Linked DNA regions of Homo sapiens: regions 1 and 3 are each linked to region 2. The links are chromatin loops, found by intact Hi-C in ENCODE. Cell type or tissue: Caco-2. All regions are shown on one strand. Links, peaks and the distances in the headings refer to the core of each region. The heading gives the core; the rest is flanking DNA.

Evidence for each region. Peaks named below come from ENCODE experiments on the same cell type or tissue, not always from the same donor. Only the 100,000 strongest peaks of a DNase experiment are listed, where the experiment ranks them.
Region 1: a loop joins it to region 2, with 8 times the contacts of the local background. A loop is called at or near these places in 1 of 110 quality-filtered maps.
Region 3: a loop joins it to region 2, with 2.7 times the contacts of the local background. A loop is called at or near these places in 1 of 110 quality-filtered maps.

What each region holds. Positions count from the first base shown.
Region 1 is chr13:23,594,972-23,605,407 of GRCh38, forward strand. The region is part of intron 3 of TNFRSF19 (TNF receptor superfamily member 19); the gene reads left to right. Among named protein-coding and RNA genes, the nearest start is that of TNFRSF19, 30 kb to the left of the region's middle. In Caco-2, for the core only: no CTCF peak of the experiment used is centred there; DNase peaks (open chromatin) are centred at 4,560 and 4,850.
Region 2 is chr13:23,738,026-23,748,461 of GRCh38, forward strand. All of the region lies in intron 18 of MIPEP (mitochondrial intermediate peptidase), which reads right to left. Among named protein-coding and RNA genes, the nearest start is that of PCOTH, 150 kb to the right of the region's middle. In Caco-2, for the core only: CTCF peaks have their summits at 4,072 and 4,271; DNase peaks (open chromatin) are centred at 4,036 and 5,408.
Region 3 is chr13:23,626,736-23,637,171 of GRCh38, forward strand. TNFRSF19 (TNF receptor superfamily member 19) reads left to right here. Exons shown (of 10, transcript NM_148957.4): 5 at 1-57. Among named protein-coding and RNA genes, the nearest start is that of TNFRSF19, 62 kb to the left of the region's middle. RefSeq lists enhancers at 4,882-5,690, 5,691-6,499. In Caco-2, for the core only: no CTCF peak of the experiment used is centred there; DNase peaks (open chromatin) are centred at 2,966, 3,766 and 4,226.

The sequences.
Region 1 (10,436 bases), core at 3,311-5,810, 140 kb before region 2:
AGGGTCTGGAGTGGACCTCCAACAAACTCCAGCAGACCTGAAGCAAAGGGCCTGACTGTTTGTAGGAAAACTAACACACAGAAAGGAATAGCATCAACAAAAAGGGCATCTACACAAAAACCCCATCCAAAGGTCACCAGCATCAAAGACTAAAGGTAGATAAATCCACAAAGATGAGGAAAAACCAGTGCAAAAAGGCTGAAAATTCCAAAAACCAGAACATCTCTTCTCCTCCAAAGGATCACAACTCCTTGCCAGCAAGAGAACAAAACTGGCAGAGAATGAGTTTGACAAATTGACAGAAGTAGGCTTCAGAAGGTGGGTAATAACAAACGTCACCAAGCTAAAGGAGCATGTTCTAACCCAATGCAAGGAAGCTAAGAATCTTGAAAAAAGGTTAGAGGAATTGCTGACTAGAATAACCAGTTTAGAGAAGAACATAAATGACCTGATGGAGCTGAAAAACACAGCACAAGAACTTCATGAAGCATACACAAGTATCAATAGCTGAATCAATCAGGCAGAAGAAAGGATATCAGAGATTGAAAATCAACTTAATGAAATAAAGCGTGAAGACAAGATTAGAGAAAAAAGAATGAAAAGGAACAAACAAAGCCTGCAAGAAATATGAGACTATGTGAAAAGACCAAACCTACATTTTATTGGTGTCCCTGAAAGTGACGGGGAGAATGGAACCAAGTTGGAAAACACTCTTCAGGATATTATCCAGGAAAACTTTCCCAACCTAGCAAGAGAGGCCAACATTCAAATTCAGGAAATACAGAGAACACCACAAAGATACTCCTCAAGACGAGCAACCCCAAGACACATAATCTTCAGATTCACAAAGGTTGAAATAAAGGAAAAAATGTTAAGGGCAGCCAGAGAGAAAGGTCAGGTTACCCACAAAGGGAAACCCATCGGACTAACAGTGGATCTCTCTGCAGAAACCCTACAAGCCAGAAGAGAGTGGGGGCCAGTATTCCACATTCTTAAAGAAAAGAATTTTCAACCCAGAATTTCATATCCAGCCAAACTAAGCTTCATAAGTGACGGAGAAATAAACTCCTTTACAGACAAGCAAATGCTGAGAGATTTTGTCACCACCAGGCCTGCCTTACAAGAGCTCCTGAAGGAAGCACTGAATATGGAAAGGAAAAACTGGTACCAGGCACTACAAAAACATACCAAATTGTAAAGACCATTGACACTATGAAGAAACTGCATCAACAGGCAAAATAACCAGCTAGCATCATAATGACAGGATCAAATTCACATATAACAATATTAACCTTAAATGTAAATGGGCTAAATACACCAATTAGACTGGCAAATTGGATAAAGAGTCAAGACCCATCAGTGTGCAGTATTCAGGAGATCCATCTCACGTGCAAAGACACACATAGGCTCAAAATAAAGGGATGGAGGAATATTTACTAAGCAAATGGAAAGCAAAAAAAAGCAGGGGTTGCAATCCTAGTCTCTGATAAAAGACTTTAAAGCAACAAAGATTGCAAAAGACAAGGGAATTACATAATGGTATAAGGGATCAATGCAACAAGAGGAATGGAAGGGCTAACTATCCTAAATATTTATGCACCCAATACAGGAGCACCCAGATTTACAAAGCAAGTTCTTAGAGACCTACACAAAGAGACCTGGACTCCCACACAATAATAGTGGGAGACTTTAACACCCCACTGTCAATATTAGACAGATCAACGAGACAGAAAATTAACAAGGATATTCAGGACCAAACTCAGCTCTGGATCAATTGGACCTAATAGACATCTACAGAACTCTCCACCCCTAATCAACAGAATGTACATTCTTCTCAGCACCACATCGCACTTACTCTAAAATTGACCACATATTTGGAAGTAAAATGCTCCTCAGCAAATGCAAAAGAATGGAAATCATAACAGTCTCTCAGACCACAGTGCAATCAAATTAGAACTCAGGATTGAGAAACTCACTCAAAGCCGCACAACTACATGGAAACTGAACAACCTCCTGAATGACTACTGGGTAAATAACAAAATTAAGGCAGAAATAAATAAGTTATTTGAAACCAAAGAGAACAAAGACACAATGTACCAGAATCTCTGGGATACAGCTAAAGTAGCATTTAGAAGGAAGTTTATAGCACTAAATGCCCACAGGAGAAAGTGGAAAAGATCTAAAATTGACACCCTAACATCACAATTAAAAGAACTAGAGAAGCAAGGGCAAACAAATTCAAAAGCTAGCAGAAGACAGGAAACAACTAAGATCAGAGCAGAACTGAAGGAGATAGAGACACCAAAAAACCCTTTAAAAATCAATTAATCCAGGAGCTGTTTTTTTTAAAAGATTAACAAAATAGATAGATCGCTAGCTAGACTAATAAAGATGAAAAGAGAAAAGAATCAAATGGAAACAATAAAAAAATGATAAAGGGGATATCACCACTGATCCCACAGAAATACAAACTACCATCAGAGAATACTATAAACACCTCTATGCAAATAAATTAGAAAATCTAGAAGAAATTGATAAATTCCTGGACACATACACCCTCCCTAGACTAAACCAGGAAGAAGTTAAATCCCTGAATAGACCAATAACAAGTTCTGAAATTGAGGCAATAATTAATAGCCTACCAACCAAAAAAAGCTCAGGACCAGATGGATTCACAGCCGAATTCTACCAGAGGTACAAAGAGGAGCTGGTACCATTCCTTCTGAAATTATTCCAATCAATAGAAAAAGAGGGACTCCTCTCTAACTCATTTTATGAGGTCAGCATCATCCTGATATCAAAACCTGGCAGAGACACAACAAAAAAAGAAAATTTCAGGCCAATATCCCTGATGAACATCAATGCGAAAATCCTCAATAAAATACTGGCAAACTGAATCCAGCAGCACATCAAAAAGCTTATCCACCACAATCAAGTCGGCTTCATCCCTAGGATGCAAGGCTGGTTCAATATACTCAAAACAATAAATGTAATCCATCACATAAACAGAACCAATGACAAAAACCACATGATTATCTCAGTAGATGCAGAAAAGACCTTTGACAAAATTCACCCCGTCATGCTAAAAACTCTCAATAAACTAGGTATTGATTGAATGTATCTGGAAATAATAAGAGCTATTTATGACAAACCCACAGCTAATATCATAGTGAATGGGCAAAAGCTGGAAGCATTCCCATTCTCATTGAACAATGAGAACACATGGACACAGGGAGGGGAACATTACACACCAGGCCCTGTCATGGGGTGGGCGACAAGGGGAGGGATAGCATTAGGAGAAATACCTAATGTGGATGATGGATTGATGGGTGCAGCAAACCACCATGGCACATTTATACCTATGTAACAAACCTGCACGTTCTGCACATGTATCCCAGAACTTACAGTTATATATATATATAAACCCTAAATCATTGATAACAGAAATCATGAATGCTACTACTTACTGGGACTTCTTTTTCTTAAAATGAATGTCAGCATTACTTGTCAAGAAGTAGAGCCTGCCAGTGTCTTAAATAAAGATGCTCTGAGATAGCAGGCATTTTCCAAACCATGGTTTTGAACATTCCTTTGACAGTATGTGTCTTATTATTGATCTCACCACAGTGAGTGTATGTTACTCCCAGGAGCACTTTAAATATATTCATTTCAACCACTATGTGCTAAGAAACTGTGTGTTAGTGTGTGTTATATCAGGACACATTTCACAGTCTTGGATGTTTTGAAGCCTGCCTTTTCTTGTGAGCACGTTCAGAGCTATACATCCATTTGCTTTATTTGCTGATCTTTTGAAGATGTTACTAGTTGTGGAGAAGTGATGTATTGTTTTGTTTTAAATAAAACATCAAAGCCTTTCTGTTAGAAAAGGAACAATAGATTTTTCTTTTTATTTAAAGGGACTTTTAAAGAGAAGTCCTTTTCCCCTACAGACTGCCATTATCTACAGTTGAGTCTTGTCATTCATAGATTTTTGATCAATGATCTATAAACAGCAGGAAACAAAGAATTATGCATTCTGCAAGTGGCTTCTGATAGATAGCGTTTCTCTCTGGCTTTTGTGTTAAATGAGTGGTGGCTTTTAGTATCCTGGGCTTTACATTTGGATTGAAACTGACTGACCTTCAAAGTCTGTGTGATATCTCATTAACAGTAGCATCTCAACAGGTATTTTTCAACCCCTGTTGATTACAGTAACAAGTACTTTCAGACATAGATTTTTCTGTGTGGGGTGTAAAAAGATTAATTTTTAACAGGTTGACATATCTAGGATCAGTGAACAAAGTATTTAAAAATGCCATCATGCCCAAGAGGAAAATAGACTGCTGATGGAAAGAGTGAAACTCTGTAAAATATTTGAAGAGATTTATTCTGAGCCAAAAATGTGTGACCAGTGGCCCATGACACAGCCCTCGAGAGATCCTGACAGCATGTGTCCAAGGTGGTAGGGCTACAAGTTGGTTTTATACAATTTAGGGAGACATAAGACATTACTCAACATTGGTTCAGTCTGGAAAGGCAGGACAACTGGGAGTGGGGAGCAGGTAGGGGAAGGGGGATTCCAGGTCACAGGTGGATTGCAGGATTTTCTGATTGGCTATTGGTTATTATCTAAAGACCTGGAGTCAATAGAAAGGAATGCCTAGAGTCAATAGAAAGGAATGTCAATAGAAAGGGTTAAGATAAGGGGTTTTAGAGACCAAGGTTTTATCATGCAGATGAAGCCTCCAGGTAGCAGACTTCAGAGAGAATAGATTGTAAGTGTTTTCTTATCAGACTGAAAGAGTCTGTTCCATCAGTAATTCCGGAAGGGAGGAGGGTACCATGAGGCATGTCTGGCGCCCCCTTTCCATCCTGTCCTGAACTAGTTTTTCAGGTTAACTTTGGAATGTCCTTGGCCAAGAGGGGGGGTCCATTCAGATGGTGGGGGCTTAGAATTTTAATTTTCGTTTAAAGATGATGACATTTTCTTTTCCTCAAACATTCTTCTTTTCCCAAATCTCAGTGAAAATCTGAATGAAACTTCACAGATTCTGAGACATGAGTGAATAGTTTCTAAGAAATTACTGTCTTATATTCATCCTTTGAATCTGCAGAATATAACCTTAAGTTAATTTTTGGAGAATCAGACCATAAGATGAAAGTCCTATTAGCCTTAATATTTTTGTTGATTAAGAAATCATTTTTCCATTTCTGATTTCATATATATGAGGAATTTAGAGGTTGTCACTCTATCCCAACAGGAAGTAAAAAGCTGAACAAACTGAAAAGTCCGCAGCTCTTAGATCTGCAAGAGAAGTGAGGTCGCAGGCAGCTACAGAGAATCACAATACACTGCTGCAGAAGCCTCCCCTGGAGCCAGCACCAGGGTGGGAAACCTGCACTGTTATTGACAGCCTGCTGTAGCCTAGGTTTGGAAAAGTCTGAGAGTTAAAACTCCAGGAGGACCCACTCATAGAGCACCCTCCCATGCTTTTGTGAGTTTTACTTCCAGGAACTCAAACCGATTTTCATAGTAAATGTCAAAATCAAAACAAAACAAAACAAAAAAATCCCTTGTTTTTCTGACAGGGGAGGCAGAAAAGGAACATTTTGAAATATGCTAGAGTGCTCTTTTTCTTAACAAGGACTGCCCTCAAGAGAAACACATACACCAAAGGCTCACCTGCTGGGGTTTTATCAGAGCCTAACTGACCTGGGGAAGGGAAATACTGACTCAGTCTGCTCCAGCCATTCTCTCCCATTTAAGGGAGAGGCACTGGGGAAGCTTACAGTACAGAGGCACAGGCCTGCACAGGACTATGGAAAGCTGCCCTTTCCTTCACATCTCACCTCCACATTACTAAAGGCCTGTTTATAGCAGCTCCTTCTACCCAGTGTATCATGTATGACATTTGACAAAAATGTACAAAGCATACTAAAAGGCAAAAAATACAATTTGAAGAGACAATGCAAGCATCAGAACCAGACTTGGCAGGGATCTTGGAGTTATCAGAGAGAATCAAGAACAACTATGATTAATATGCTAATAGCATTAATCATGAATATTCTGATTTAATATGCTAATCAGGGAAAGGAACAGAAGAAATATTTGAAACAATAATGACTTAGAATTTTCCCAAGTTAATGCCAGACACCAAACTGCAGATCCAGGAAACTCAGAGAACACCAAGCAAGATAAATGCCCAAAAATGACACCAAGTATATCATTTGCAAATTGCAGAAAAACAAAGAAAAAACCCTCCAAGAAACTAGAGGGAAAAAAACGCCATATGTACAGAGGAGCAGAGATAAGAATGACATCTGACTTTTACTCAGAAATCATGCAAGGCAGAAGAGAGTGCAGTGAAACATTTAAAGTATTGAGAAAATAGCACCTAAAATTCTGTACCCTGAGAAATTTTCCTTCAAGAGTTAAGGACAAATAAAGACTTTCTCAATCAATTGAGGGAATTTGTTACCAGTAGACCTGCCATGTAAGAAATGTTAAAAGAAGTTCTTTAGACAGAAGGAAAATAATATAGGTCAGAAACATGGATCTACATAAAAGAGCATCAAAGAAGTGCTAAGTGAAGGTAAAATAAAAACTTTAATTTTCCTATTCTTAATTGATGTAATAGATGATAGTGTGTTCAAACTAATAATAGAAACAATGTATTTGATTGAGTATGCTTGTGTGTACACACACACACACACATAAGTGAAATTAATTACAGCAATGATACAAAGGGTGAGGAGGAGGAATTAGAATTATTTTGTTGTTATAAGGTATTCACACTATCTGTGAAGTAGTACAGTGTTAGTTGAAAGGAGGCTTGGACTGGTTATAAATGTATAGTGCAACCTCTAGGGCAACCGTTAAAACAAGTATAAAAAGAAGTATAACTGATATGCTAAGAAAGGAGATAAAATGAAACCACATAAAATGCTCAATTAAAACTACAAAAGGGAAAATGTGGAAGACAGAAATAAGAACAAATAAGAAGGCCAAGAAATGGAAAACAGTAATATATATGGTAACTATTAGCCCAACTATATCAATAATCATTTTCAGTGTCAGTGATCTGATGTACCAATTTATAAACATTATCAGAGCAGGTCAAAAAACAAGATCCAACTCTGTGGTCTACAAGAACCCACTTCAAATATGAAGACACACATAGATGAAAAGTAAGTGGATGGAGAAATATATACCATGCTAACACTAATCAGAAGAGCAGGAGTAGCTATATTAATTTCAGACAGAGCAGACTTCAAAGCAAAGACAGATGTCAGGGATAAAGATGGACATCATATAATCATAAGGGAGCTAATTGTCTAAGAAATTATAATAATCTTTAATGGGTATGCCCCTAGCAACAGAGAATCAAACCATGTGGGACAAAAACTGATAGAACTACAAGGAGATATAGATAAATCCACTACTGTAGTTGGAGACTTCAACACTATCAGAAATGGACAGATTCAGCAGGCAGAAAGTCAATATGGACATAGTTGGACTCAACACCATCAATCAACTGGATATAACTGACACCTATAGACAACTTCATTCAGCAACAGCAAAAGACACATTATTCTTAAGCTGTCATGGAAAATTCACCAAGCTAGACCACATATGGGGCCATAAAACACACCTTAACAAAGGTAAAAGCATAGAAATCGTATAGTGTCTGCTGTCAGATCACAATGGAATAAAACTAGCAATCAATAACAGAAAGATAGCTGGAAAACTCTAAAATACTTGGAGATTAAGAACACACTTCTAAATAACACATGGGTCAAAGAGGATATTGCAAGATAAATTTAAAAATATTTTGAACTAAATGAAAATGAAAACAGAACTTGTCAAAATTTGTGGGATGCAGTGAACCAGTGCTCAGGGGGTACTGAAGGCACATATTAGAAAAAAGAAAGAGCCAAAATTGGTGATCTAAGCTTATACCTTATAAAACTAGAAAAAGAAGAACAAATTAAATTCAGAGTAAGCAGAATAAAATAAATAACTATTAAAGCAGAAATCAATGAAATTAAAAACAGAAACTCTGGAGAGAGTGAAGAATCACCAAAAGGTGATTCTTTGAAAAAATTCAATAAAACTGATGGTCCTCTAACTAGGCCAACTTAGAAAATAAGGGAGAGGACACAAAGTACTAATATCAGTAATGAAAGCATGGACATCACTATAGGAACATTAGAAATGCTGTGAACAACTCAGTGCCCACACATTTGGTAACCTAGATGAAATGAATCAATTCCTTGAAAGACGCAGTCTGACAAAGCTCACACAAGAAGAAATCCACAGTCTGTATAGGCCTATATTGACTGAAGAAATTGAATCAATAATTCATAACCTTCCAAAACAGAGAGCACCAAGTTAAAGTGAATTTACTGGTGAATTCTACCAAAAATGAAGAAGAAATTATACTCATTATCCACAACTTCTTCCAGAATATAGCAGAGAAAATACTTTCTAACTCATTCTGTGAGGCCAGAAATCACCCTAATGCCTAAACCAAAGACTTTACAAAGAAACTATAGACCAATATCTCTCATGAACAAAGATACAAAAATTCTCAACAAAATATTAGCAAATTGAATCCAACAATGTATATTAAAAAAATCACACACTGTGACAAAATGGGATTTATCCCACATACACAAGGCTGGTTCAGCCTTTGAAATTCAGTTAATGTAATATGTCACATCAGTGGGCTAAAGGGGAAAAAAATCACATATAGCAGTAAGTGCACAAAAAGCATTTGAAAAATCTAACACCCATTCATGATTAAACAACAACAACAACAAAAACCTCTCAGTAAACTAGGAATGGAAAGGAATTTCCTCTACTTGGTAAAGAATTTCTACAACAACCACAACAAAACCAAAACTCTAGAGTTGATATCATACTTAATGATGGAAACTAGAAGCTTTCCACTAAGATCAGGAACAAGGCAAGGATGTTCCCTTTCACCACTCATTTTCAGCATCATACAAGAAATCCTACCTCATGCACCAAGACAAAATAAAAAAAAAGAAATAAAAGGTAAACTGATTTGGAAGGAAGAAATAAACTTCTCCTTGTTCACATATGGCATAATCATCTATGTAGAAAATGCAAGAGAATTAACAGAAAAACTCCTGGAATGAATAAGCAATTATAGTAATATTTCAAGATACCTGGTTAATGTACAAAAGTCAGTAACTTTCATATATACTGTCAGTGAACAAGTGGGATTTGAAATTAAAAACACAATATAATTTATATTAGCACCCCCCCCAAAATAAAATACCTAGGGATAAGTCTAACAAAATATGTACAAGATCTTTATGAGGAAAATTACAAGACTCTGATGAAAGAAATAAAAGAAGAACTAAATAAATGGAGAGATATTCCATGTTTATGGAGAGGAAGATTCAATATTGTCAAGATGTCAGTGTTTCTCAACTTGATTTATAGATTCAATGGAATCCCAATCAAAGTCCCAGCAAGTTATTTTGTAGATATTGACAAACTGATTCTAAAGTTTATATGTAGAGGCAAAAGACCCAGAATAATCAACACAGTTATTTAGAAGAAAAAGTTGGAGGATTGACACTACCCACATCAAGACTTACTGTAAACATATAGTAATCAAGACAGTGTGGTATTGACAAAAGAAGAGACAAACCAATCAGTGGAACAGAATAGAGAGCCCAGGAATAGACCCAGCTAAGTGTAGTCATCTGGTCTTTGACAAAGTAGCAAACAACATGATGGAGAAAAGATAGAGTCTTCAACAAATGGATCTAAAACAACTTGACATCCACATGCAAAAAATGAATCTAGACACACCTAACTCAAAACAGGTCACAGACCTAACTGTAAAATGCAAAGCTATAAAACTCCTAGAAGATTTTCTCTAGAAGACCTTGGGTTTGGTGATGACTGTTTTATATGACACCAAAGGCACAACCTATGAAAGAAAGAATTAATAAGCTAGACTTAATTAAAATTGAAAATTTCCACTCTGCATAAGACACTGTTGAGAGAATGGAAATACAAGCCAGAAATTGGTGGAAAACATTTGTAAAAGATATCTGAAAAAGGACTGTTATTCAAAACATACAAAAAATTCTTAACACTGAGAAAACAAACAAATCCAATTTAAAAATGGGTAAAAGACCTTAACAAACACCTCACCAAAGAAGATACACAGATGGCAAATAAGCATATGAAAAGATCCTCCATATAGTATGTCATCAGGGAAATGCAAATTTAAGCAACGCGATATCACCGTACACCTATTAGAAATCCAGAATCCAGAATCCAGAACACAGACAACATTGAAGGCTGTTAAGGATGTGGAGTAACAGGAGTTCTCATTCCTTGCTAGTGGGAATGCAAAATGGTACAGCCATTTGGAAGACAACTTGGCAGT
Region 2 (10,436 bases), core at 2,929-5,428:
ATGAAACTCAAAGAATGAATGAATGAAGAAACTATTAATTGAATATTTGTAAGAGTTTTTTCCATTCATTCATCCATTCTATCTGTGCCTAAATGCCTAATGTGAATTTCAGGAAGGCAAAACAAACAAACAACCCCAAAAAAGAAAAAACATGTTATTTATTAGGAAGATGTTATATATCAAGCTTGTCCAACTCATGGCCTGTGGGCTGCATGTGGCCCAGGATGACTCTGAATGTGCCCCAACACAAATTCATAAACTTTCTTAAAATACTATGAAGTTTTTTCTTGGTGATTTTTTTTAGCTCATCAGCTATTGTTAATGTAGTTTATGTGTGGCCCAAGACAATTCTTCTTCCAATGTGGCCCAGGGAAGCCAAAAGATTAGAGATCCCTGTATATATTATATATAAAAATTACTGAGTTTTTTTTTTTTTTTTCTTGAGACAGGGTGTCACTCTGTCACTCAGGCTGGAGTGCAGTGGTGCAATCTCGGCTCACTGAAGTCTTGAATTTCTGGGCTCAAGTGATCCTTCCACCTCCGCCTTCCTCAGCTGGGACTATAGGAATGCACCACCACGCCCAGCTAGTTTTTTTTTTTTTTGTAGGAATGGGGTTTCGCCATGTTGTTCAGGCTGGTCTCGAACTCCTGAGCTCAAGTGACCCAGCTACCTCAGCCTCTGAAAGTGCCCCATGGGATTACAGGCGTGCGCCTCTGTGACTGGCTGAGACTTTCTTCTGAAAACTATGATCCAGTGGACCTAAAAGTGGACTGACATCACTGGTGTGTCAACTGGGAGCCTGTTAGAAATGTGAATTCTTAATCCCCCATCCGAGCCCTGCTGAATCAGAACCTGGGGATAGGCCCAGTGACCTGTGTTTTAATAAGCCTTCCCAGTGACTCTGCTGCATGCTCGCCTTTAAGCCCCATGGCTCAGATGGACCTGCGGAAACCTGTTAAGCCTGAAAATGAGATGTCGTTTCTCTCAACTGGCAACTATAACTTGAAAAATACTGAGCAAGAAAGATGTAGACGATTGTAATTTTCTACTTAACTAAAAAAGATTTCTCAGGTGAAATAGAAAACAATTGTTTCATGTAAAACTATAATTTATTTGGGACACTGTTCAAAGTTATTGAGTACCAGCTAGCTGGAAAAGCACCTACAATGATCTAGTGGATTTGGCATGGATATGGCCTACAGATCTGTAGTGGGGACGGAGAAAGGGACGTGGTGTCAGTGTGAGCTGTGTGGAAGCTGGGGCTCTGCACTTGCTCAAGAAGTCTCCCAGACGGGAGGTGCCCTTTGGAGATGAAGGCAGTCCTTTTATTTAAAAAGTTAAAAAGCAGGGTATGTTTTGATTACTAGGAACATTCTACAGGACAATAATTTGTGTTGATCAATTATTATGAGAAAAGCTCAGAAACACACACCTAAGAAGCTTCTTTCATTCTGACTGTTCTGAGCCTGAGAAATAGAACCCAACCTCAGTCAGGCAGGAGCCCAGAGGGAGCCATTTCTCAAGGAAAACACGAAGTTGGTAGAGGACTGGTCATCTGTTGATAGGTCATGATTTCTGCCAAAGTGGGCGATTTTAGCAGAAAGGTGGATGGAGTTGCTTAGGTCTGACTCCCCATAGGCATGGACCTCTCCCATCATTAGTGTTCTGAGATAAATGCCTCTGCCTGCAGGCCAAGCTCCCTGTGCACGGCAGCAAGCAGAAACATGACTACTCCTGACTCCACTTCAGACTGAACGTCTGCTCATGCATTTATCAAAAGGAAATGTTTACTAAGCACTTGTGTGCTAAACACTGTGTACTGGAGACAGCAGGCACACAGATATGAGTGAGACATGATTTCTGTTCTGAGGAACTTCATGAGTTGGGGAGAAAGCCATGGAAATACATAACTGTTCATACAGCACCAAGGTGTCAATGGGGTAGGATATTGCTTTTTTCCACCTAGCATCCATTTCCCTTCTGGTTAGGAGAATAATTTTGCTTTAGAGCAGTGGTTTAGAGGGTGATTTTGTCAGGGCATCTGGCAAGGTCTGATGACATTTTTGGTTGTCACACTGGAGGAGTGAACCACCATACTACACACAGGACAGGCCCCATAAAAAGAACTTATCTGGTCCCAAAACGTCAACAGTGTGCAGGCAGACACCCTGCGGTGGGCCAACAAATGAGGAAGCTCTCCCTGCCCCTGGCTCAGCCAGTGAGGGTGGCCAGATGTGTTCTTCCAGGATTGAGTCTTGAGCCGAATGCAGAAAGGTCTATGGCTGGCTGGAGCTGAGCCATCCCAGTACCAGCCCCATGAAGAACACACCCTCTCCTCTGCCAAGCCCCACCGAGCTGCTCTTCTGGAGCCCTGTTGTAACTTCTTCCTTTGAGTCTGTGGCCTCAAAAAAAAAAAAAATTGGTTTTCTGCTTTGATAAGCCAGAGTTGGTTCTATTTCTTTCAAGAAGATTCCCAGTTGATTAAAAAAAAAAATCAGTTCACCCGTTATTAAAAAGAATTTAATGATGTCTAGGGAACACTGATCTTTTTGTTTGATCAAAGACCAACTCTGTAGACCCAGGATTTGTACCTGAAGCAGCTGTTTTTTCACTTAAATGATTCTGTCTTTCCTCCGATTCATAAAGTCTGGGTGATACACAAGCAAGCTTTAATGCCTGATTTCTACTCCCCACCTTCACTGGAAAAGCAGGGGTTGTTCCTGGACAAAGAGAAAACAGTGTCTCACTGCCACCAAGCCCTGTCAGGTGTGGCAGGAGGTGTGAGGGGGATAGGAAGATGCACAGAGGGACTGCCCTCCATAGCTTGGGTCTCCCTGAAACTGGATCTTCCCTTGTGGAGTCGGGGAAGGAAGTATCGCTGCTTGTGGGTTTCAAAGATGCAAGGGAAGTTCATGGACTGGGTGTCCAAGGCTGCCCAGGAGAGGGGAGGTCTGGGTGCTCTGTGTATGTGGCCAGGTGGATGGACTCGTAACACCAATCAGGCATGGCCAGTGCCATGGGCCAAGACACCCAGGACAAATACCTCATCAGTTCTTTAAAATCAAAGCTAAAAAATCAAAATCACAATGAGATACCATTGTACACCAGTCACAATGGTTATTAGTAAAAAGTCAAAAAAATAACAGATGCTGGTGAGGTTGTAGAGAAAAAGGAATGCTTATACACTGTTGGCGGGGGTATAAATTAGTTCAGCCATTGTGGAAAGCAGTGTGGCAATTCCTCAAAGAGCTAAAAATAGAACTACCATCTGACCCAGCAATCCCATTACTGGTTAATATACACAAAAGGAATATAAATCATCCTACCATGAAGACATATGCACGTGAATGTTCACTGATGCACTATTCCCAACAGCAAAGACATGGAATCAACCTAAATGCCCATCAATGACAGACTGGTTAAAGAAAATGTGGTACATACACACCAAGGAATACTATGTAGCTATAAAAAAATGAGATCACATCTTTTGCAGAAACCTGGATGGAGTTGGAGGCCATTATCCTTAGCAAACTAACACAAGAACAGAAAACCAATTACTGCATGTTCTTATTTATAAGTGGGAGCTAAATAATGAGAACACATGGACACAGAGGGGAACAACACACGCTGACGCCTATGTGAGTGTGGAGCATGGGAGGAGGGAGAGCAAAAAAAAATAACTATTGGGTACTAGGCTTAGTACCTGGGTGATAATATAATTTGTACAAAAAGCCCCCATGACACAAGTTTACCTATATAACAAACCTGCACATGTACACCGAACCTAGAAAAAAAATTTAAAAAAAAAAAATAAAAGTTAAAAGCTAGTCATATTCTTACATTTCAGCCACAGCACTGGACTTAGTAGAAATTAATTAATTAAGTTCCATTAGCCAGATTTCTATTTAAGGCCTATAAGTATCAGTTAGGAACAGTCTGGTGGACCAAAAAAAGAGCCTCAGGCTCCAAAAAAGAAAATGTCCTGAGGACCCCCTACAGGACAATAGCCCCGTGGGGCCTTGCTGGTCAGCAGAGCAGCTATTCGAATGCAGTTCCACCAACAGCCTCAGGGGCACTGTGCTGGTGTGAATTTGGGGCTGAATGGAACATTATCTGGTTCCGCATGGTATCTTATTATTTGAAATTTCAGGCTATTTCTCTTCTGACTATACAAAAGTTTTCCTTTGAAGGGGTGCCAAGAAAGAATAGAGAGAAAAAAATACCTTTTTCATTTTCTAAATAAAACTTTAGGTGGCTCGAAAGAAGGCAATATATCCTGATGGTTAGAGCAAGGGTTTAGTAAGAGATTACCCTGGGTTAAACAACTGGGTAAGGACCTCAGACTAATCACTTAACCCCTGCTGGAGGAAATCTAAGTAAAAGTAAAATGTTGGAGTTTAGTATAATGTTTGAAGTTCATAAAACTGGCACAATGTCATCTACTTTGCTAGATTGTTAATAAGGATTAAATAAGATACAGCATTTAACACACAGAAATGCTCAGTAACTCACTATAATAATCAGACCCGAAGATTTATGAAAACCTGCTTCCTAGTTCAAGAGTTGAAGGAGGAGGTTGCTTACTATTTTTGCACAAGTTCAATTCCAAAACATTGATCTGTGATTAAATATCATAAAACTATCATAAAACTCACAATCACAAGCTACTTATCCAGCTCATAAATCACAGCTTTTTTCTACTTTTTGCCATCTGCTTATTAGGTAACTGTTTATCTACTAAAAGAAATAAAAGATGGAATTAAAATAAATCCATTTTTCTACCTGTTGACTTCTGTGATAAAGGGTCTTCACTGGGGTGATGGGGAAGTTCTGAAAATGGATACTGGTGATGGCTCCACAGCATTGTAAGTGTAGGACATTGTGAATGGCTTGGAACTATACATTTAAAAATGGTTAAAATGGCAAATGGTATGGCATGTATATTTTACCACAATTTTAAAAAGAGATCAGAAATCTCTTTTTAGAACCTGCGATTCACTCAAATATACAGCTGTCTGTGCTATGCCGTCCTCCATTACTAGACATAACAATAACTTGGATGTACCAAAAAGCAGATTATCTAAACAGATTTGGGAGTGAAAAGGAGGTTTGAGTATTCTCAGCACCATTACCAATTCTAATAATTCATCATAATAGTTTAATGGCTCTTTTTTCTGCTGAAATAATTATATGTGCCAAACTCAGCCTACTGATTAAGAATTGTAGCTACAAAGGCTAGCCTGGCAGTTTGAAAAATCTTAAGTGAATTTTATGAGATCAGAATCCTCATTCCAGATCTGTCTCTCCCAAGCCTAGGGCAACTGTATGGCTCACCATCTTGACTTTGAAGTTTTTCTCTGCTACAAGACTGTGGTTACCCACACCCTTTGCTAAAGGTGGATTCCCTCTATCTACAATCAGTTCTTGAGAAAATCAGACTATCGGCCAGGAAGTGAAATTCTTCTCTTCCTTTGAACTAAAAAGACTCTGCTGCTCCCTGTGCTGGATTGGTATCTGTCGGCATTCACATATGAGGCTCTCTCTGTCTCTCTAGAATTATTAACTGAAGTGAAGCCTCTGAACCTGTGTTAGACAGAAGTTGAGCCAGCAAGTACAGCCCCACATATGTGCCCTGTTTACACATTAGTTTATTTTAATTTCATTGTCAGATTTAATAATTCCATTTACAATTACATTTCTGGGTTACAAAACATCTTGCCTTTTGAAGCTCAGTGTCTTCCTTAAACAAACACACCCACACATTAAACACGCACACACCCTCTTAAAATATTAGTGCATTTACAAAAGGGAGGTCTTAGCCTTGAGAACGCAGGTGCTCCTTTCCATTTCTTTCTTCCAAAAAGCTTTCAGCGATTTCAGAGGCTACGTTGGGTAAATATATGAACAAGCCAAAGATTAGGGATTCTATTTACTTGGCTATTATTCTGGGCTGCCTCTATTATTGAAATTGTGTCATAATCCTAGAGCTAACTAAATTGTAACTCTGATTCCGTAACATGCTTTCCTCATTTATTCCTGCTACGCTGTGCAAGAAAAGCAGCTTTCTGCCAATGAACATCCTGTAAAGTTCCAAATCTTGCTTTGTACGCTGTGCGTTCATGCCTTTACATTCAACAAATCTTATTTTCCTACAAAATCATTTTACTGTAGGTAAGGCAATTACATACTAGTATATATATTAGCTACTAGTTAGCATACTAGTTGGCACATGCCACTTTTCAGATTTGTCCCCATGATATCTTACTCTGATAACCCAATAATATCTTCTTTGAGCATCACTGTATTCCCAACAAGGCAACTCAGTTGCCAAAAATTATGAAAGAGCAAGGGAAAAAAAATACAGTGGAATATGCATGCACATATTTCAAAGCAAAAACTTCCTGGTATAATGAGAAAGAAGTTGAAGAAATTACCAGCCCACACAGGTGAGTCAGAGTACCTGACTCTGAATCCTAGTTCTAATGTCTGCTACTAGGTGATCTCAGGCAAATAAGTTACTTATGCATCCCTTGGACTGTTTAGAGAATTAAATGAGATCATACAGCAACATGCATAGTACTTGGCACATCAAATACACTCAACAAATGCTTTTAGCTGTACTTAGTGTTATTGCTGTCACTATTGTAACAATGAACAATAAAATAACAAATGTATGCTTGGTTTGATTAAACTTTTATGACTCCCTCCTAGCCATTCAATGCTGGCAATATACAAGTAGCAGAAATTAGTTTTATTGAAAGTATTTGACATGAAGGATTACTTATCTTTAGAAAATCAATACACAGGCTATGGAAGCATTTAAATAAAATGTCTATCCTAATGTGGAATGCACGTGCATCAAAAGGAAGACAAAAATAAATCTAGTGTTGAAATTCCACTATTTTGAGTGTGTGACTTAAGCTTTTAAGAATTTTGTTAAAGCTCAGTTTTATTTAAACTGCTAGAAAGGGAAATTTAAGTACAGGTTGGCCTTCCTCCTGACCCTAAAGCTTAAACAAAACATACATTTAGTACCGAATGGAAAGAGAGTAAAGAAACTGTGTGTTACCTGACATACTCTAACTTATGTGATGGGTCACAAAAATAACTTGATAATGCTATTCAGATATTTGAGATGTGCAAACTCTACAATTAACCAGGGACTATTCAATAAGAGAAACTTTAATGTAAAGATAAACTATTAAATGTAAAAGAAAATCAGGTATAGGTATAATTTCTTAATCTAATTTCATTATTAATAATGTTACATCATAGTCATAAAGAAAAAGTTTCTTTTACATTTAGTTGAAAAAGACATAAACAAACACCAGAAGATGTCTTGTAAATGCTCTTTCAGGAAACAGTCCAGTTAAACCAAGAGAAATCTTGTTCCTACATCCTCTAGCAACATTTCATAAAAGAGTTGGCTAGCAAATGTCAATTTCAATTCTTCAACTAAAATCTGCTCTAAATCTCTATAATTATTACTATAATTTAACTTTTTACTGGTACTCCTTCCAAATGTAAATTCATCAGTGTATTGCCAACTTGTGATTTCCTCAGCCCTTGAAGCTTGATGCCTGAGGGTGTCACGCAGGAAAGTTAAGAATCTAGATCCAGACCAGGTGCAGTGGCTCATGTCTGTAACACTGGCACTCTGGGAGGCCGAGGCGGGCGGATCACTTGAGGTCAGGAGTTCGAGACCAGCCTGGCCAACATGGTGAAAGCCCATCTCTGCGAAAAATAAAAAAATTAGCGAAGTGTGGTGGTGGGCGCCCGTAATCCCAGCTACAGTCAGGAGGCTGAGGCAGGAGAATCGCTTGAACCTGGGTGGCAGAGTTTGCAGTGAGCCGAGATTGTGCCACTGAGCTCCAGCCTGGATGACAGAGCAAGACTATGTCTCAAAACAAAACAAAACAAAACCTAGAACCAGACGTTTGGGGATACAACATCTGCTTCTGTAACCTGTGTTTAGCCCACTCAGCACACTTTTTTTTTTTTTTTTGAGACAGCGTTTCACTCTTGTCACCCAGGCTGGAGTGTAACGGCACAATCTTGGCTCACTGCAACATCTGCCTCCCAGGTTCAAGTGATTCTCCTGCCTCAGCCTCCCGAGTAGCTGGGGCTATACGTACATGGACCACAGCCAGCAAATTTCTGTATTTTTAGTACAGATGGAGTTTCACCATGTTGGCCAGGCTGGTCTTGAACTCCGGACCTCAGGTGATCCACCCATCTCAGCCTCCCAAAGTGCTGGGATTATAGGCATGAGCCATGGCACCAGGCCAGAACAGTTTTAACCATAAGTTAAGAACACCATCTATAGGCAGAGTGCAGTGGTTCACGCCTGTAATCTCAGCACTTTGGGAGGCTGGGGCAGGTGAATCACTTGAGGTCAGGAGTTGGAGACCAGCCTGGCCAACATGGCAAAACCCCGTCTCTGCCAAAAATACAAAAATTAGCCAGGCATGGTGGCACACGCCTGTAATCCCAGCTACTCAGGAGGCTGAGGCATGAGAATCACTTGAACCAAGGAGGCAGAGGTTGTAGTGAGCTGAGATCACCTCACTGCACTCCACCCTGGGTGAGAGAGAGAGACTCCCTCTCAAAAAAAAAAAAAAAAAAATTAAAAAAAGGAACACCATCTATAACAAATGACCATCTTCAAAAACATCTTATGATGTTTCCATTCAGCACTCAAAGCACTGAGAGAACGTTACCTACATTCCTTTTAGAAGGTAGTATACACTGACATCATCTAAAAATGGAATCATTAGTATATTTTTTGGAATGAATCTACTACAAGATATTTACTTGAGGAAGAAAAACCTCTCAGACCTCAAAGTCAACCTCTGGACGTATCTCAAAATGGAAGAGGGACCCATCAAATTTATACAGAAAGTAGATGATAGCTTACTATTAGAGAAAACTGTCAAAACAAGCACTACCCACCAAAAGTAACGGTGACAAAACAGAAGTTGAAGAAGACAGTAATCAAGAGTCTATGGCTAAGAGGTGTCGAGGAGTGCTGTGGGGCAGCAGGGGCTCTGGAGGCAAAAGAGTGTGACCGACTCCTGACTATGCCAGAGAATGGCTCTGAAACAAGACCTTTGCTTCCATACATGGGAAGTGGAGATGACACGACCCACCAGAGCAGTGTTTGGTGGATTAAAGATGCTGCCCATGACCCACCTGGCACATTTTCACTCTGTCATTGTCCCTTTGCCTTTCCTGCATGGAGAATCTCCTTCCTGCATGCTGCTTAAACAGAGTACTATCTGAAATCATTTAGGCGGGATCTCTTGATGCCCAGGGCTTATGAAGAGGTGCTTGACTCTGGCCAGTAAGGACCTATTTGGGAATGGATAGCGGACCCCCTTTCTTCTAGTGGTGTCCCCTACTTATTATGCCTGCTATCTAGCTGCTTAACAGTCAGTACTCGTCCAGTGGGCAGAACCAAGCACTGTACTAGAACAAAAAGTGTCTAAAACACCGTGACAGGAAGGAGGAAGGGCAGGATAGGAGTAAGAGAACAGCTGAGAGACTGAACAAGTGTGGAGACAGCACAATGGCTATATATTTTTTTTCTTTTACATGATTAAAGAACTTCACGAAAATATTTAGCCTGTAAAATATCCAAAAATATTCATGTGATAAAAAAAATTCCTGAACCAGGCAAATAAAAACCTGTTCCCATTGTAATCATCACAACTTTTTGTTGTTGTTGTTGTTGAGACGGGGTCTCGCTCTGTTGCCCGCACTGGAGTGCAGTGGTGTGATTTCGGCTCACCACAACCTCTGCCTCCCGGGTTCAAGTGATTCTCCTGCCTCAGACTCCTGACTAGCTGGGACTACCGGCGTATGCCACCATGCCCAGCTAATTTTTGTATTTTTAGTAGAGAAGGAGTTTCACTATGTTGGCCAGGCTGGTCTCGAACTCCTGACCTTGTGATCAGCCCGCCTCGGCTTCCCAAAGTGCTGGTATTACAGGCATGAGCCACTGTGCCTGGCCTGTTTTGTTTTGTTTTGAGCTGGAGTCTCCTTCTGTTACCCAGGCTGGAGTGAGTGCAGTGGTGTGATCTTGGCTCACTGCAACCTCCGACTCCCAGGTATAAGCAATTTTCCTGCCTCAGCCTCCCAAGTAGCTGTGACTACAGGTGCATGCCACCACACCCAGCTAAATCACAACTTTTCTACAGCACAGGAAACAATTGCTCTTTTAAGTCTATTTTGGTATTCGTGTATTCACTCATTGCACAAATATTTATTGAATGCCGATGGGCTGAGCCCTGTAACAGGGGCTGCAGATACAGCTGTGAACATGACAGTCAGTTGCCCTCCTATCACAGAGCTTAGACTTTATTGAGGGGCAGAGACCATAAACCAATAAATGAAATAATACATGTTGAAATTAGGAAGTAAATGTTAATATGTG
Region 3 (10,436 bases), core at 2,847-5,346, 110 kb before region 2:
TTCAAGACATGGAGTGTGTGCCTTGTGGAGACCCTCCTCCTCCTTACGAACCGCACTGTGAGTGAACGCAACACAGGCAGAGCCAAGGGGACGCCTGGCCTTTTGAAAAAGTTTAAATTTGTAAACGTTTCTTCTCTGGCAGATGGAGCCAAATCTGTCTCTCCTGTGGGGTGTACAGTGTGTCCTCTTTAATCAGGCTTCTGGCAGGACAGAAAGTCCCTTTGTTCTGTGCCTCAGTCAGCAAACCGGTCCCAGGGATTTGAATCTCAGAGTGGAGTGCAGACATTTTGCCACTGCTCAGCTCCTTCTGAAGCCTTCCCTGGCACCCTGGGTCTGTAATTCAGGCCACTTTGAATAACCAGGCGGCTCACATCCTCACTCTTAGGTCTTCGTGCCCTGGCCCCATGAATTCCTGGATTTTCCTTTCCTAGTCCCCAGACAGGATCATATGGTGGCATCTCTGCCTTCCCAGAGAAGTTCCTCTCTGTGAGTCACCTGCCCTCACTGTGTGTCACTAAATGGAACTTAGTTCACTTCATCCATTCCTTCTTTTCTCTCATTTAACAAATAAATGAGAAAAGAGAACTCCATTGCATGCTGGGGATACAACTGTATATGAGAAAATTGTGCCTTTTCCTCTTTATGTTAACATTAGTTACTCCTTTTGACTATGTATTTTGTGTAGATATAAAAGGTATTTGTTTCAAGTTATCAACCAGCATCAATTTTGAATAGGAAGAAGAGTGGCCTCTCACTCTTTTTAATCCTAAGTACAAACCTGGTCAATAGAAACCCACAGGAAGGGAACCGGTGAGTGGCCTCTATGTGGCAGAGCACGCTTGTCTGTGCCACAGCAGGGCTCAGGAGAGCCGCACTTCACGGCTCAGGGGAGAGCGAAGGGCAGGAGGGAGGACGGAGGAGGCTGCTCTATCCCACACACAGGTCGCTCATGCCTTTCTGGGGAGCATTGTTTTGATGTCATTTTCAATGCATGGGCTCTGTCCTCTTGCTTTTTGCTATGGTAAAAGTCCCCTCTGAACTAATTGAAAGTTAGTGCGTCATTTGATAAGGTCACATAGTACTTCTCTTTCCAAGAGTGTCATGGAATTTTGCAGTCCATATTAGTGTGTCCTTTACCAAAATGCATTATTTTCTATTCTTCATTTGAAGTGACAGAAAAGCAAAAGAAGTTGTAAGATTTTCTTTTATAGAAAACATATATCGATCCTCATTTTTATAATAGGTAAACATTCACCAAATAATTCATTGCAAATAACAAATGCAATATTGAATGCCTGTTATCAGTCACAATGCATATGCTTTACTTATTTTGTTTTACTTTTCTCAATAATCCTATCATCAGTCCAAATTTGTCAATGAGAACACTAGTCCAGAGAGGTGAATCCTGTTCTGTTGTTGGCTGCTAAGTCCCAGAGACAATATTCAAATTCCAGTCCAATTCTTTCTACCACAACGTACTGTCTCCCTAAGCTCCCTAAGGAAAACTAGGCTATCTCATCTTTCCTACACATTGACTCTTTCTTGTGTTGTTTGCTTTAATATTAATCACTTAAAGAAAACGCTAAAAATCTAACATGTCAGGGACACTGGAAGAGTGTCTTTATGCCACGACACAACCCATCAAAGGACAAGCCCTCTTGCCAGTTTAACATGCAGTGACCTGGGCCTGCCTGTAGGTCAGCCCAGCCACCATTCTGTCAGGAAGGTGAGTTAAAATCATGCACTGCAGCCCAGACTGCTGCACAGAGATTCCGTGAAGTCAGTATTACCACTTTAGAGTCAGAAAGTCTTAGGGGTTTTTTCCCATTAATTTATTGGATTTATATTTAATACAATCAAGTCAAAACTCTGAGGCTTTGGGATTTTCTGCCTTCTGGGTTCTGACTAAGCTCAGATATCACAAATTTGCCTTTGAAGGTAGATCTCACATGTAACTTTTAGTGTCTTGTGACGTCCTTACTAATTTAGTGTTGGGTGAAGTCCTTAGTATTTTAAAAAGAAAATTAACCAGTATATATATATATACATATATATGTGTGTGTATATGTTTCTTCATATATGAAACTTTTTAGAAAGCAAGGAAGAATAAGCTATTTGTCAAAGTAAAACTTGCAGTGTGCACAGCTGATAGCCTTTCAAATAACAAAGCAAGACAGGCTGGTAGTCTTCAGTGAGCATGAGTCCTTATCTCTGTAAAAGAAAGTTTGCTGCCTTTGGCACAGTTCTTGGCAGTAATTCCAGAACACAGCTAATCTCCTCAAAAGAGATTTTGGAGTCTTTTGGGAAAATTTTGTAAGGCGCCTTATGTTTTCATTTCTTCCACTTTGGGCTTTTTTTTTTTTTTAGCTCATCCACAAAGAGCTACTGCTTCAGTGATGTTTTTCTCCCTCTTGAGGAGTTCCTGTGCTGCTTAGATTCTCAGCTAGAAGAAAGTGACACCTCTCAAGCTAACTTAAGGAGTGGGGTTTGTTTCAAGGACATGCCTGGTAGTGGGAGAGGCAAGAACTCTCTGGAACCAGGAGTAGCCCTCCCTGGGGGTCCCAGGTGGCTCGGAGTCTGGTGGCACACCACGCCTTCTGCAGAAGGAGACCCTGTATGCTGCATGCTCTACAGCAGCTCTCTGGGTCTGCGGGGCTGTCTGTCCTAACCTAATGGGTCTCTTTGCTCTGGATTTCCCATTTCTGTCAGCTGCCCCAGGGACCACCCCAGTACCACGCCTATCTGTGGCTGGTGACCTGAGCCAGCACTCCCCTCCCCAAGGGCTAGGTCTTCCCTTGTGAAATGGAGTGGTACCTGCCTGCTAAGGAACAGACCCACCTGCCTGCTGTGGTTGTATTGCCAGAAGTGTTGGATTCACATCTTGGCTGCGCTTTGTACTGATGGTGTAACCTTGGGCAAATAGTCTCCCCTCTTTGAACCTCTGTTTACTCTGGAAAATGCCCAAGTCTGCAGATTTTGGATAGAACTAAATGAACTAGTAGTCCAGCAACATGATACCTGCCCCGGGGCAAGCTCAGTAATGACTGTCTACCTGCTGGCCTGCCTTCTTTCAAACCATGACCCTGCCTGTCCTCGGCCATACCCTGACCCAGATGTGTTCTTTGGAGGGTCTGCTGCTTTGGAGTTGTCCTGGACGGGGAGGATCTCATGGTGCATCTGGCTCTGATGTTTGTCTTCTGGGGCTTCACCTCCCCTGGTGGGTGAGCACTGAAGGGTACCGGAAAGTGGGTTCCATGGAGTTTTGTGCCTGAGCAGCTCAGATGGGGGCCAGGTGCTGTGGCTCACGCCTGTAATCTTACTACTTTGGGAGGCTGAGGTGGGAGGATCACTTGAGCCCAGGAGTTCAAGACCAGCCTGGGCAACATAGTGAGACACCATATTCACAAAAAATAAAAAATTAGCTAGGGATGGTGGTGTGTGCCTTTGATTCTAGCTACTTGGGAGGCTGGGGTGGGAAGATTGCTTGAGCCCAGGAGGTTGAGGCAGCAGTGAGCTGGGATTGTGCCACTGCACTCCAGCCTGAACAACAGAGTAAGACCCTGTCTTAAAAAAAAAAAAAAAAAAAAAAGGGTAAAAAAGAAGAAACTCAGATGGCTAGACTGGGAGGCTGAAGGCTGAAGAGACCCGAATTAGGCCAGTCTCTCCCCTCTCTATCTGGATCTGAGGCCTCTGGCCCTACCCCCACCAGATGAGCTGTATGCCCCGCCTCCCCAATAACAATGGATTTGTGATGATAATCCTCCCATAGCCCGTCTGTCTGGGCACTAATGGCATTAATGTGTGATACTGACTGGCTGGGCATGGAGCTCAGGGTTGATGAGTGACACTCCTGTAAACTGCAGATAAATAAAAGACACCCATTACATAGAAATGCCTGCTGCAGGCATTGTTCCCCCAAGTAACTTCAGTTCCTAATCACCTGTGCCCACTTAGAGCTTCAAGGAGAAATAGAGAAAAATACACAAGAAAGTTTAGAACCATATCCTGCCTTCAGTCTGATAAGAAATGCAGATTTAGTATGATTTCTTTTAGCAATGTTTACTTAATTTGGAACAAATACTGTGGTTGGAACAAATGGTTTTGAAAAAATTCAAAGGGGTTTTCACCAGAGTAAAACTTTATTTAAGTATGTTTAACCTAGATGTTTGCTTTGTTCTCGGGGGCTTTGTAAGACAAGCCACGTGATTCTGGAGAGATAAGGGATCAGATAAATCACTGTGTGAGAGAAAAGAAAGCCTGAGCTGGGCTGACCTGCAACTCTTAGGAATTGTATGTGGCTTCATAGTCTTAGAAGACAGCAAGCAGTTGTTTGCACCAATAAGTAATAAATCACATTATTAAAAGTTTATTATTTTCCAAAGGAAGTTTAAAATATATTTTAAATAACAAATAAAGGCAATTTCAAAATAAACTTTGAGACGTATTTGCTCATTAAAGATAATTTTTAACATTTAGTAGAAAAAAGTGAGTGGTGGAAGGGAACCCCAGTAGTCCCCAAAACAGAGCATTTGCAGCATTGATCATTACAAAAACAAAGCATTCTAAGGGTTTTCTTTTCAGTCTTTTTTCTATCTATGCCACTGATTTTGAAAAGATGAGCATAATTACACTGTACATACTATTTTGGATTCTTTTGCCACTTCGGATATACTTTTTTTCATATAATGACTTGTCTGGGTAAAGTGTCACACAGGTATGTGGCCTACAGTTGGACTTCTGAGGCTGTTCCTATTCCACGTGACACTGCTGTCCCCTTCTGTGCGAGCTGTCATGCCTTATTCATGCACTAACGATGGATGTCCATGAGTGTATTTCTGTGTCCAGAGGTACTCATATTTTTGTCTCTTGACATTCAGTGTTAAATTATTTTAAAGTAAGAGTGCCTGGTAAGTAAGAGTACCTCTTTTAAACCAAACAAAAACAAATTTAAAAGGAAATAAATTGGGAGCATTTTGAAATCAATACAGGTTTCCTTTAAAGGAGAAGGAAGAGGAGGGAGTCTGGGAGGGAGGGGGAGAAATAGCAAGTTCCTCGTGTTGAATTCCAAGTTGACTTCAGCTCTTTCCTGGGTATTTCAGCCAACCAAACCATGGAGTTAAGAAGCCAGCTCTTGGTATCCTCTTCTTCCTGGGCACTGAAACATTTACTGAATCTGATCAGAGTAAATGACTGCATAATGAGACGCAGATGAGATATAGATAATCCAAAAGCATTTTCCATTTGCTGGGAATGTCATGTGATTTTTACTCTGTTTGTGGATGGTTTTTTGTTTCTGCAGTGGAGTTGTTTCTGATGAGTTTGCTAATACTTAACAGCCCTTTTCCAAGAGGACTTCCTGGGGCCTCTGCATGATGAGCCCACAAAGCCAGTGCCTAAAGGACTAATTAAGGGCTCCATTTACTGAGGGTTTTCAAGTCGGCTGTGGTCCTCAGACCAAGACTCCTAAGTGTCCAGCCAGGGGATCACTGGCACAGCTGCTCTTAAGGGGCCTTGCTTTGGGTATTGTTTCAGGAACACATAACTGCTACTATGCATTTTAAATGAGTATCTGAGGCAGCAGAGAAGGGGTGGCTTCTTATAGGCAAGTCTTAAATACTTAGCTCTTTACTGCCAAACAGAACTTTCAGGGCAGGGAATAGGAAGACAATGAGATCAAAGGAAAGCCCATGGTTTGTGGAAGACAGATTACCCAACCAGGCCTCCCTGGGAGGTTCAAAGCAGGGATTCCCTCCATTGTTCACCCATTTATGGTTGGTTTAAGTTACTGTTGCTCCTTCTCCCCTTCCTTCCATTGTCTAGAGTTCCTTGGTTTTCTTTACTGTATCTCTTTCTTTTTGTCAATAACATGTGATTTCATTATTTTACTGGAAAATAATCTAAAATAGTGGTAGTCAAAGGTTGCTTATGTGGAAACCAAATAAACACAGCTGAAAACTTAAACCAGGTCTCCCCACAGAGTCCCAGCTCTATATCTCTATCAAGAGGACACCTTTAAATCTCTCCCTTGGAACTCATTTATTTTTTGTTGCAAGCATTACTGTACCAAGCCAAACCAGCCATGGTGGAGAGGATTAGAAGAGAGAGGAGAAGCTAATCGAGGCAGAGATGGAGGCAGCCAGAAGTGAAAGCGCAGCCTGCAGGGAGGAGTCAGAAACTCACAAAAAGCAGCATGAAGAACCCCAAACACATTGTCATTTGATGCCTTTTAGTGTGGAGCAAACAGACCTTTTCATCCTAATGACTGACCCCTGAGGTTTTCTCTCTAATACCCCTTAGTATGATAATTACAGTTCTTATTATTATTCTGGACCCCAAAAAGGGGTGCAGGGATGATCAAATTACACTTGTTGACGTCTTTTTTTTTTTTTTTTTGAGACAGTCTCACTCTGTTAGCCCAGGCTAGAGTGCAGTGGTGCAATCACCACAGATCTCTGTAGCCTCAACTTCACAGGCTCAAGTGATCCTCCCACCTCAGCCTCCTGAGTAGCTGGGCCCACAGGTACATGCCAGCATGGCTGGCTAGTTTTTGTGTTTTCGGTAGAGCTGAGGTTGAATTCCTGAGCTCAAGTGATCCACCTGCCTCAGCCTCCCAAAGTTCTGGGATTACAGGCATGAGCCACCACACCTGACCATGAAGTCTTTTTCAAGAAAGCAGAAAACTGTTGTAATTCATTTAAAAATGATTTACATCAGAAATGACCCTCTCAAGGTTATTTGCTTATTGAGGTAAACAATTGTTTTCTGAAAATATGTTGAAAATTTGTTACAGCAAACTCCTCATTTTCTGAGGATGCTCAAAACAATAGCTGGGGCTGGGCATGGTGGCTCATGCCTGTAATCCCAGCACTTTGGGTGGCCAAGGTGGGTGGATCACCTGAGGTCAGAAGTTTGAGACCAGCCTGGCCGACATGACGAAACCCTGTCTCTATTAAAAATACAAAAATTAGCTGCGCGTGGTGGCAGTCACCCGTAATCCCAGCTACTCAGGGGGCTGAGGCAGAAGAATCACTTGAACGCGGGAGGCGGAGGTTGCAGTGAGCCGAGATCGTACCGTTGCACTCCAGCCTGGGTGACAAGAGCGAAACTCCATCTCAAAACATAAGATAAAATAAAATAAAAAATAAAACAAAACAAGAAACAATAGCTGAGCAGTTTAAATGTCTTGGCCTGTTTAGAGAAAAAATACACCATAAATGTAATTGGTTTATATAATTATTTAGCTATTTCAAACACTTATTCTCCAGATATGTTTCCATAGCCCTAATTTCATTAAAGTTACAGAAATCAGAAAATTCTTTAAAAAGTTTCTTAAACACATGTGCCCTACATTGATTCTTGTCTCCCAAGAAATGCCCTTTTTCTCAAATTGAAATCTTTCAAATTTAGCAGTTTTCTCCCATAAAGTTGCTAAATATTTGTAAGTCATTGACTTTGTCTGTTATCAGTAAAAATGGAAAAGTTGAATGCCTTGACTGAGTGAGTTGACAGCACCCCTTGAATTGGGAGCTGCTCTTCAAAGTCGCTGTGTGCCTGAGCCTTTGGTGGGGCCTTCTGAGAACAGTAGCAGTTGATTATTACCCAGTCACCAATAAATCGAATTTCTCTGGCTTTTATCTTCAGTCTCTGTTAGACATTTAAAACCATTGAGCTGGTTTAAATATTTACTCACAATCAACAGGTTGTGATTTGTTAAAGGGCATCACTAAATTAAATGTTTTTCAGATTAAGTACAGTTTATTTTTAAAAATCTAAAATCCAGCAGGACTGTTTCATTAAGCTGTGGACTTAGTGAAATAAGGTGGACTTAAGTCCACACGTAGTGAAACAGTGCATTGGTGGCCACACACATGGATCAGTGATTTGTGTGTGTCCCCATCAAATGCTTAAAATAAATGTGAGCTTATGGAGGAAAGCAGACTCACATTTGATGCCAAACCTGTAGTGGATATACTCAAAGTTCAGGCTCTATCACTCCTTTTTGTATAGGGAGCATTCACCCTCTTGAGGTGGCATGTGAGGGCCTGCACCGTGTGGGAAAACAGCTCTTGGGTTCACGGTCTAAGGAAGACCAGGGGATGTGGCCTTAACCAATGGATTGGGATCGTTTTGTCTTTAAACTTGGGTGTCTAGCCACTTCCTAGGGGGTTTACTTGAGTACCGTCGTTTTTGAGAAGGGAAAAAAGAAGTTCCAGAATAGTGTGAAATAGCAAGTATTTCTTGCATTCCGAAAGGTACCAGGCATTTCATCTGCATTTCTCAGCCTGCCCTTCACATAATGGTCCATGGTGTGTGTTTCCTTAAAGCCCTCATTCCACAGGACATGGTCACGTGGAGGGTAGGTGAGTCCTACCCCAGGCCTTCCTGGCAGCACAGACAGGCCAAGCTCAATACTGCCTCTCCAGGTGAACTCCGAGGGACAGGATTAAGAGAGTTTTAAAATAATTTATAAATTAAGAAAAATTCTGAACCTATAAATAAAATGTAATTGAGTCATCCTACTTGAAAAAATGGGTAAAGAATCTCAAAGGTTGAAAAGGGCATTAGAAAGTTAAAAATGGAAGCTTGAAGTCAAATTTCAAACAGGAATTAATTAATTTAGAAGATAATATCCCACTTTGGGTTTTTAAAACATTATTTTTTGAGACAGAGTCTCACTCTGTCATCCAGGCTGGAGTGCAGTGGTGTGATCTCGGCTCACTACAACCTCTGCCTCCCAGGTTCAAGCGATTCTTCTGCCTCAGCCTCCCAGGTAGCTGGGATTACAGGTGTGTGCCACCATGCCCGGCTAATTTGTGTATTTTTAGTAGAGACGGGGTTTCACTATGTTGGCCACGCTGGTCTTGAAATCCTGACCTCAAGTGATCTGCCCGCCTTGGCCTCCCAAAGTGCTGGGATTACAGGTGTGAGCCACAGAGCCTGGTCTAAAACATTATTTTAATTGCTTCATTTATTATTTCGATTATCTCAGAGAAAATATTTTAAGTATTCATGAGAGTTTTATCTATTGTAAGTCATGCAGCAGTTTTCTTAATTAAATATTTAAGAAACATTTTTCTTGATAATTATAATTTTAAAAGGATGTTTTAACTTTCAAAATAATTTTTGAACTTTACTGAAATATAATGTATATACAAGAAGATGCATCATTTTAAATGTAAAATTCAGTGAGTTTTGATGGATGTATAACTTATGTAATCATTTCCCCCATCATGATACAGAACATTTCTGTCACCCTCCCATAAGGAAAGTGACTATTTTTAAGCATTGGTCTTCTTGGAGTGGCCTCAGAGGGGTCCGTTAGTGAGACGTCTAGGGGATATGGTTTAGGCATCTTTTTGCTCTATTGCTGTTGTAAAATGTGTGCATGTGTGTGTTAATGTTTCCTGTCCTTGCTTCATTCTCTGTCAAGAGACCAACGGGTTATGTTATGAAATTTTCTCTTTAAATGATTTTCTGAAAAATCTTCACTATTGAACTTTCTAAAATGCCATTGAAAATAATTCCTGAAAATATTGCCAGGGGTCGTAGGAGGCATGGTTTTCTTCAAAATGAGAAAAATTGCTTTTTAAAATTCTTGGTATTGGAATGTTTAACACAGGAAACATGTCAGGGAGTCTGTTTTGGGTGCAGAATGCTAGTCTAGATATTAATGAAGTGCTGCAGAAACACATCTCTCCCAGGTTGTGAATGATCTCCTCGTCTTCTCCTTTAGGGACAGCTATCTTGAATGCTAAGATATCCGTATCACTGATGAGGACACTGGGGCTGCCCTGGTGAAAACCACAGGCCAACTTCCCAGTTCTCAGGGAGTTAAGATTCCGATGCTGCAGGGCAGAGCTATTATTTACAATAAGGTGCTGAGGGAAGGTTTATTAAGGTGACCCTAGGACAGGGCCCTGAAAGAGGGGAGGAGGCAGAGACACCCACAGCAGAGGCCACAGCTGGTGACTGAGTCGATAGGTGCATCACGTAGGGCTCCTGGGCCGTTATGAAGATACATTTAACTTCCCTCGGACTCCTGTTGGAAGTAGAGTTGAGGGGAGCAAGGGAGGAAGCAGGAGCTCACTCTCCTAGTTTCAGCAGAGCATTTTTAGCTGGCACAGTAGATGTATGTGCTTTGAGAAATAGTGTGGCTTTTCACCCCTTTCTCAAGAGTTGGTTATTAGTTTATTTAATTCAATTTATTTAATTTAAATAAATCATGTATTTACTAGTTATGTGTTAATAATATTATAATATTTGCTATGTTTTGTTTGCCTCTTCAGATAGTCAAGGAAAATTAGAGTTGTTGTTTTTTTTCCTAAACCCAAGTGAAACACGTATTTGAAAGAGGTTAACTTAAGCTTTTATATTCTGCCGTAAGCTTTTACATTATCATGAGTGTTTTCTATGATTTTAGGCCCGGGGGACACAGA